Regions from separate parts of the Homo sapiens genome. Here regions 1 and 2 are each linked to region 3. A link is a contact called in ENCODE Hi-C or POLR2A ChIA-PET data. All regions are on one chromosome and are shown on one strand. The core of a region is the stretch at or near the end of the contact, and the rest is flanking DNA. Distances in the headings are between cores, read along the strand shown.

Region 1 (2,700 bases), core at 28-2,527, 490 kb before region 3:
GGATCGCTTGAGCCCAGGAGTTCAAGACCAGCCTGGGCCACATGAAAAACCCAGTCTCTACAAAAAAATTTTTTTAATTAGCCAGGCATGGTGGCATGCGTCTGTAGTCCCAGCTACTTGGGAGGCTAAGGTGGGAGGATTGCCTGAGCCCAGGAGGTCGAGGCTGCAGTGAGTTGTGATCATGCCATGTACTCCAAGCCTGGGCAACAGTATGAGACCCTGTCTAAAAAAAAAAAAAAAAAAATCAGAATCACTTTGCTCTAAAACAGATCTTTCAGATAATAAGAGCAGAGCTATGGCAGCCAGGTGTGGTGGCTCACACCTGTAATCCCAGCACTTTGGGAGGCCAAGGCCAGCGGATCATCTGAGGTCGGGAGTTGGAGACCAGCCTGAGCAACATGGAGAAACCCCATCTGTACTAAAAATACAAAAATTAGCTGGGCATGGTGGCACATGCCTGTAATCCCAGCTATTCAGGAGGCTAAGGCAGGAGAATAACTTGAACCTGGGAGGTGGAGGTTGCGGTGAGCCAATATCACACCACTGCACTCTAGCTTGGGCAACAAGAGCGAAACTCCACGTCAAAAAAAAAAAGAAAAAAAGAGTAGAGCTATCTGTAGCTATTAAAGAAGAGAAAAAATAAGAGGAAAACAATATTTGCTGAGGATTTATTATGTACCAGGCATGGCACTAAACCTGTTTAGAGGTCCTGTCTCATTTAATCCTCACAGCCTTATGAGGTAAATACTATTATTAACCCTGTTTCACAGGTAATGAAACAGATGCACAGAACAACTGAGTGTGTTCATTGACTGTCATTCATTCACTCAATGCCTCGCCTGTGCCAGGCCTTGGGGACTCCCCAGTACACAAAGTAGACAAAGGCCCAAGTCGCCTGCTGTTGAAGGACTAGAAAGTGGGTTCCCTAGGACCCTCGGGGGAGCGTCTTCAGAGCCCAAGTGCATGACCACGATGGAACGGGATCCTCATGAAGTAGTGAGTTTCCTGCCACTGAAGGTATGCAAGTGAGAGCTGGGGACTTGCTGGGAAGGAATTCCCGCTTGGGATGGGCTGGAGCCAGTGGACGGCAGGAGCCCTGTAGCTGTTCTTCAAGTTCTGCAATCCTACAGGGAACCTCTGAGCACTGAATCAAAGCCTCCCACTTGCAGGATAAAAGGTGGGGAGGAGGAAAAAGGAAAGGGGAAGAAAGCATGGAGAAGCCGGAGGGGCAGGACTGACCTCAGGGCATCAGCTCCACAGCAGGCACCCAGGCCCGGGTGCCACCTAGTGGAAGGCTCAGAAAACGAAGAGAAGGCCAGAGAGAGGGACAGAGACGAAGAAATTGAGAGTGACGGATGAGTGTGTCCCTGAGCTAACTCAGGAGCCCTACCTCAGTGTCCCAGACCCTTCTGAATAATGACACTGGATATAGTGAAATTTAAGACTTTTTTCCCCTGTATTTTGACCTCTCTAAAGTCAGATACGTCTTACAATGAATGCGGTGGTGGTTTAATAGGTGGTGGTGCATCCTACAATTGCACGTATGTAAGATTTGATGGAACACTGAAAACTGTCATTGATGGAGCCCTTGTGACATGCCAGGCATGAGCTAAGCCCTCTACCTGTATGATGTTATTGAATCCATGCCCATTTAACAGAAGAGGAAACAGAGGAGGCTGAGGGAGGTGAAGTCATGTGCCCAGGTCTCACAGTAAGTATGTCTGTGGCTGAGAAGCTGGCTGCAGGACTGCTGACCACTGCTACACTGCACAGCTCCCCTCTCTGTGTCACCAGTCACCTTGTTTTATCACTGCCTGAGTGTCCCCTGGCTCCCACCCTCGACCCCTGCCCACATGCCATGATCTCCGCTGGGACAGGGCCTGTGTTTCATTTGTCTAATTTAATGCTCACAAAAACCCTGTGAAGGTGGGTACCATCACTACCATTTGACCTACAGAGGTTAAAGTTTAAATAAATAGAAGCATCTGGCTGGGTGTGATGGCTCATGCCTGTAATTCCAGCACTTTGGGAGACCGAGGCGGGCAGATCACTTGAGGCCAGGAGTTCCAGACCAACCTGGCCAACATGGCAAAACCCTGTCTCTACTAAAAATACAAAAATTAGGCTGGGCATGCTGGCTCACGCCTGTAATCCTAGCACTTTGGGAGGCCGAGGCGGGTAGATCACCTGAGGTCAGGAGTTCGAGACCAACCTGGTCAACATGGTGAAACCCTGTCTCTACTAAAAAATACAAAAAAAATTAGTTGGGCATGGCACGCTCCTGTAATCCCAGCTACTCGGGAGGCTGAGGCTAGAGAATCACTTGAACCCGGGAGGTGGAGGTTGCAGTGAGCCGAGATTGCACCACTGCACTCCAGCCTGGGCGACAGAGCAAGACTCCGTCTCAAAAAAAAAAAAAAAAAGTATGCTATAATTCTAGTTCATATTATGCCCAGTGAAAAAAAGAATATTAAATATTATGTGTATCTGGTATGATCCTGATATTTGTAGCTATGAATGTACTTATAGAGAAAAAACCTGACTCATTTTATATATTAGAGGAGAGGAGCTCAGGGTGGGTTCGGTGTAGCCAGGTAGGACATTTGACCTAGGACAGGTGTCTTTGATTATATTAGGATGGTGGGATTGCCAATAATTTTTTCTCTAGATTTTTATGTTTTCCAAATTCTCTAAAAATGA
Region 2 (2,700 bases), core at 34-2,533, 340 kb before region 3:
CCTGCAGTCCCAGTTACTCGAGAGGCTGAGGCAGGAGAATTGCTTGAACCCGGGAGGCAGAGGCTGCAGTGAGGTGAGATTGCGCCACTGCACTCCAGCCTAGGCAACAGATTGAAACTTGGTCTCAGAAAAAAAATTTGTTTGTGTGTGTGTTTTGTCCTAGGTTCTTTGCAGTGGTTTTCCAATTTTCTGTTTTAGCCAAGGAATCCTTAGCTCAAGTGGAAAACATGCTAGGACCTTTAGGTATAGCAAATAATAGGAGAGTTGAAGCAGGAGTGAAAGGCCCCAGGAACCTGGAAGCATGGCGCCCCCTGGAGGCAGCCCCACAGAACACAGCTTGGAAAAACTTCAAAGTGGAAATGTCCTCAGCGACTCCGCTTTAGTTTTTTAAAAACAAAAAAGGCCAGGTTCGGTGGCTCATGCCTGTAATCTCAGCACTTTGGGAGGCCAAGGCAAGTGGACCGCCTGAGATCAGGAATTAGAGACCAGCCTGGGCAACATAGGGAAACCCTGTCTCCACAGAAAATACAAAAATTAGCCGGGTGTGGTGGTGCACACTTGTCATCCTAGCTACTTCGGAGACTGAGTTGGGAGGTTGGGGCTGCAGTGAACTGTGTTCATGCCACTGCACTCCAGCCTAGGCGACAGAGCAAGACCTTGTCTCAAAAACAAAACAATATCAAGAACCTTTTTATCCAGATACATTTATCCAGAAAAATTAGATTTTGGTGTAACAAAGTAGTGGAGTGTGGTAGAAAGAATGTCAAGAAATGGGTTCTAGTCCCAGGTCCATGACCATCCAGATGTGTGCATTTGGCAATGCCTCTGGGGCCACTTTCTTGTAAAGGTGTGTTGGGGGTGGGGTTGGGATGGAGGAGGAAGTGGAGGGAGGCAGGGGCAATAGAGGGGTGTGTCTGGGTCTGTTCTGCTGAGCTCTCACAGGGGTTGAACTCAGGTCCCCATTCTTCCCCCAGCCCCTTGAAAAGGAGCAGCTTTGTTTACCTTTCCTTTTTGTAATAGTTTTACATTGGCTTTGTGTAAGATTTCATTTGAACAAAGAGCAGAGTCCTATGGCTTAAAAATAAGTATTCGAAATCCCACTGCACTAGATAACCTCTACTGTCATTTATAGTTCCACATTTTGGAGATTTTTTTTTTTTAACCGAGACAAAAAGTAAGTCTTTACCCGGAATAAATCATTTTTAACCAAAGGGGAAACCAGGGTAAAAGGTTTCTTGGGGAAGAGCTGAAAGTGCAGTGGTTATTTACAGAGTGAGCAGTGACTCACCACCTTGAACTCTGGCACTGCACGGCATTAATGTTCAACAGGACTCTTGTGAAAGGAACAAACACAATATTGCACTTCTCTGTCTTATTAGCTAAATGTAAGTGATGCGTATTGAAAATACTACACACAAAAAAACTCAACTCAATGGACTGATTTAAAAATAGTTACTAACTTTATTTGTATTCGTTTTAAAAACAGAACTTGTTACAGGTAATCACGAAGCTTCCAAAAAAAAATTACATTCTGCTTTTGTCATCTTGATAGGACAAGGAATGTTTAGATGTCCTTAAAACACAGGGTAAAGTTGACAAATAACAAACTACTACAAACTATGGATTGTCACTTCAAGCACACTAAAATGTGGAATACATGTACATAAATTACTGACCAGTTTTTTGCAATACAAAGAGTATGCACTACAGCTTATATACCATAAAGGTAACATGCCCCAAAATATAACAGAAGATCACAAACACGTTCGGAGAAAATAATAACTTTGACTCTTGGGTTCAATTAAGATTGAAGTGAAATGATTGGGAAAGTTTTCTGAAACTTGAAGGGCACGCACATTATAGCAGAACCGTCAATCAACAATCACGTGGGGTTGAAAAGCAGCAAGAAGAATATGGCACGGTAACAGGGGTAACCACCTTTCTCTCTCCTCAGTCCCCAATTTGAGTTAGGAAGATTGAGGACTAAACAGAAAACAGTATTTAAAAACATGTATTATCTGCATAGATAGAAATCTTCCATTACGATGAGAGTGAACATTCGGTCAAAGCTATGCAGGAGTGCCAAGAGTCTGCAGGATATGATTCTGTTTCAAAAGGAAATATATAGGTTTACATCCAGACAGACCACATAACGAATTTAGTGAAAGATCTTTACGCTGTTATTTAAGTGGGTAGAGACGCTGACTCAGCCCCAGGTTAGTTCTTGACCTTGGCTAAAAACTCTACTTTGAACGTGATGATTTTTATAATCTTTGTCAGTGAACCCAGCAGTTGTTGCTTTCAGTTGTCTTATGGATTGTACATTTGGTAATAAGAAAACAGTCTCCAAATGATTAACATTTTCCCCTGATTCACAATGAAACAACGGCATTCTGACGAAGATGATCCATACACCGAGGGGAGTTTAAAAGACAAATAAGTATTCAGCGAATTGTAGGACAAGGTTCATAAATCTTTTAAAACTTTTTAAATAGTGAGTTTCTGTAACATGGACTTACAGCTCCAGCTAGGAAGCAACTATTGCCCCATCTTTTGTTCCTTTATATTGTCACCCCAATTATAAATAATTTGTTTCTTTTAGTACAGGAAGATATAAATGCAAATGTGCAAAAAAAGGAAGAAGGAAAGATGGACCAAGTTCACCTGTTTGGTACGTACAGGGTCCACAGCTCTGCAGAA
Region 3 (2,700 bases), core at 35-2,534:
TATTTTTAGTAGAGACAGGGTTTCACCATGTTAGCCAGGATGGTCTTAATCTTCTGACCTTGTGATCTGCCTGCCTCAGCCTCCCAAAATGCTGGGATTACAGGCGTGAGCCACGGCGCCCGGCCCAAGCCCATGGTTTTAACCGCATTCTTGGGTATCTCAACCAGTTCAGGATGATGGAGAGTTTTCGTTTTTGTATCATCTCCACTTGGTTGGTAGAGGCTGCCTAGAGCTCTGGGTTGAGAGGATTCCTGAGTGCTGTGATGAATTTGTGATATCTGCCAGCGGCACTGGAAGGGATGTGGCCGCATGCGTGTGAGTTATGTTTTCATCTCTGATCTAGTCCAATCTATTGTATACTGTGATCCTTATAGGACCCTGAGAAAAGGAATCAAGGCTAAATCTTTTTTTTGAGACTGGGTCTTGCCCTGTTGCCCAGGGTGGACTGCAGTAGTGTGATCACAGCTCACTGCAGCCTCAACCTCCCAGGCACAAGTGATCCTCCTACCTCAACCTCCCAAGTAGCTGGGACCACAGATGTGTGCCTCCACACCTCACTAACTTGTTTTGTTTTTTGTAGAGATGGGGTCTCCCTATGTTGCCCAGGCTGGTCTCAAACTCCTGGGTGATCCTCCCACCTCAGTCTCCTAAAGTGTTAGGATTACAGGCGTGAGCCACCGAGCCCAGCCTAAGGCTCAGTTTTCTGACCTCTGTCTTTACTCAATCACTCGGTGACCTAAAAGGCATCTCAAATGTAGCATGTCTAAATATGGAACTCTTGATTTGCACCTCCAAACCATCCCTCCACCATCTTCCCCACTAAGTAAAAGGCACCGCTAGTCTTTGTTGGCTCAAGACAAAAAGCCTTAGTATCACCCTTGACCTCCTTTTTCTCTCACCCCTGACATCAAATCTTTCAATACATCTCACTGGTTCTCCCCTTGAAATATATCCAGAATCCAGCCACGTCTCACCACCTTCACAGCTGCCACCACCATTGTCTTCCCTGGACTAATGTAGTAACCAATCTTGCTCCACGTGTCCTTACCCCCTGTATTAGTCTGTTTTCATGCTGCTAATAAAGACCAGAGACTGGGTAATTTACAAAGAAAAAGAGGTTTAGTAGACTCACAGTTCCAAGTGGCTGGGGAGGCCTCACAATCATGGCAGAAGGCAAAAGGCACGTCTTACGTAGCAGCAGACAAGAGGGAATGAATGAGAGCTAAGCAAAAGGGGAAACCCCTTATAAAATCATCAGATCTTATAAGACTTATTCACTACCATGGGAACCGTATGGGGGAAACTGCTCCCATGATTCAACTGTCTCCCACCAGGTCCCTCCCACAACACGTGGGAATTATGGGAGCTACAATTCAAGATGAGATTTGGGTGGCGACACAGCCAAACATATCACCCACTACACCTTAGTCTCAACTCAGCAGACATCCTTAGGCCTTCTCGGTTTTTCTTTCTTTTTTTTTTTTTAATTATACTTCAAGTTTTAGGGTACATGTGCACAACGTGCAGGTTAGTTACATATGTATACATGTGCCATGTTGGTGTGCTGCACCCATTAACTCGTCATTTAACATTAGGTATATCTCCTAATGCTATCCCTCCCCCCTCCCACTTCTCGGTTTTTCAAAGCACTTTGGCATAAGTTACACACACACACACGCGCGCACACACACACACACACACACAGAGTAAAGCGAGGCAGGAAATTGTCACTCCCATTTGACACATGAGAAAAACTGAGGCTTGGAAAGGTGATGCAAAGACATCAAAGACACAGCGGGGGAGTTGCCCCAGCTCTTACTGTGACGCCATACACTGCCATTTCCCTTCTGGACATGACCCTCTGTCTCCCACAGCCTCCTATGGGTACATCCGAGAGTCTCCCAAGAGGCTGCAGAACGTCAGGTAAGGAGAATGTCAAGGAAGCCAGGAGAGTTGGTCTTCTCTCTGCCTTGGAGGGCCCCAGTCTAAGAAAAAAAAAACGTTATCTCTTTGGTCTAATCCGCGGTCTCGCAGTCTGGACCACTTTCCTTTGGTATGTGGTGCCCCCTGGTGCTCACTCTTAGGAAATGCAGCTGGTTATCTAAGCTTTAGGGGAGAGGGGTGAGCTTTCATGGTGGAGGTGATGCCTGGGGGCTCTTCTGACCACCCTCTCAGAGGAGCTCCCTCCCAGCACAACTGTTCCATGCCTTAGAGACCAGCGTGTGCGTCCAGGTTGATGAGGGCCACACTGCTCCTTTAAAAATTCACCAATCCACGACTTCTAGTGGGAACCCAAATTGGTACAGCCTTTTTGAAAAGTCATTTAAAATAATAATAATAAAATAAAATAGCTGGACATGGTGGCTCATGCCGCAATCCCAGCATTTTGGAATGCTGAGGTGGATGGATCGCTTGAGCTCAGGAGTTTGAGACCAGCCTGGGAAACATGGTGAAACCCTATCTCTACAAAAAATACAAAAAATTGGCCAGTCGTGGTACACGCCTGTGGTCCCAGCTACTCAGGAGGCTGAGGGGGGAGGGTTTCTTGAGCCTCGGAGGTCAAGACTGCGGTAAGCCAAGATTGTGTCACTGCACTGCAGCCCAGATGACAGAGTGAGATCACGTCTAAAAAAAAAAAAAAATTAACTTGGGAGGCCAAGGTGAGAGGATCACTTGACACCTGGAGTTTGAGACTAGTCT

Evidence for each region. A loop is a pair of places that touch in the nucleus more often than their neighbours do. ChIA-PET counts read pairs that join two places held with the same protein, here RNA polymerase II (POLR2A). Pooled maps may share reads with other maps.
Region 1: a loop to region 3 is called in a pooled map, with 6 times the contacts of the local background. The contact joins the enhancer-like site here to the promoter of LINC02800 in region 3. A Hi-C loop is called at or near these places in 6 of 50 pooled maps. POLR2A ChIA-PET finds 5 or more read pairs at or near these places in 3 of 52 experiments (B cell, activated T-cell and activated naive CD4-positive, alpha-beta T cell).
Region 2: a loop to region 3 is called in a map of OCI-LY7, with 4 times the contacts of the local background. The contact joins the enhancer-like site here to the promoter of LINC02800 in region 3. A Hi-C loop is called at or near these places in 6 of 168 maps with a recorded cell type or tissue (B cell, CD14-positive monocyte, CD4-positive, alpha-beta memory T cell and 3 more), 28 of 37 single-sample maps with no recorded cell type and 17 of 50 pooled maps. POLR2A ChIA-PET finds 5 or more read pairs at or near these places in 4 of 52 experiments (H1, activated B cell, activated CD8-positive, alpha-beta memory T cell and 1 more).

The regions. Positions count from the first base shown.
Region 1 is chr1:24,687,313-24,690,012 of GRCh38, reverse strand. No RefSeq gene overlaps it. Among named protein-coding and RNA genes, the nearest start is that of SRRM1, 45 kb to the right of the region's middle. Within about 2 kb of position 1,277, at least 2 of the 41 ENCODE cell types and tissues checked have a DNase peak (open chromatin) inside an H3K27ac peak, as active enhancers do.
Region 2 is chr1:24,539,779-24,542,478 of GRCh38, reverse strand. It overlaps RCAN3 (RCAN family member 3), which reads right to left. Exons shown (of 5, transcript NM_013441.4): 5 at 1,439-2,700. NCMAP-DT (NCMAP divergent transcript) reads left to right here. Exons shown (of 3, transcript NR_109781.1): 3 at 2,603-2,700. Among named protein-coding and RNA genes, the nearest start is that of NCMAP-DT, 15 kb to the left of the region's middle. RefSeq lists an enhancer at 1,126-1,420. Within about 2 kb of position 1,283, at least 11 of the 41 ENCODE cell types and tissues checked have a DNase peak (open chromatin) inside an H3K27ac peak, as active enhancers do.
Region 3 is chr1:24,198,824-24,201,523 of GRCh38, reverse strand. LINC02800 (long intergenic non-protein coding RNA 2800) reads right to left here and starts at 1,284. Exons shown (of 3, transcript NR_027087.2): 1 at 1,133-1,284. RefSeq lists an enhancer at 1,853-1,962.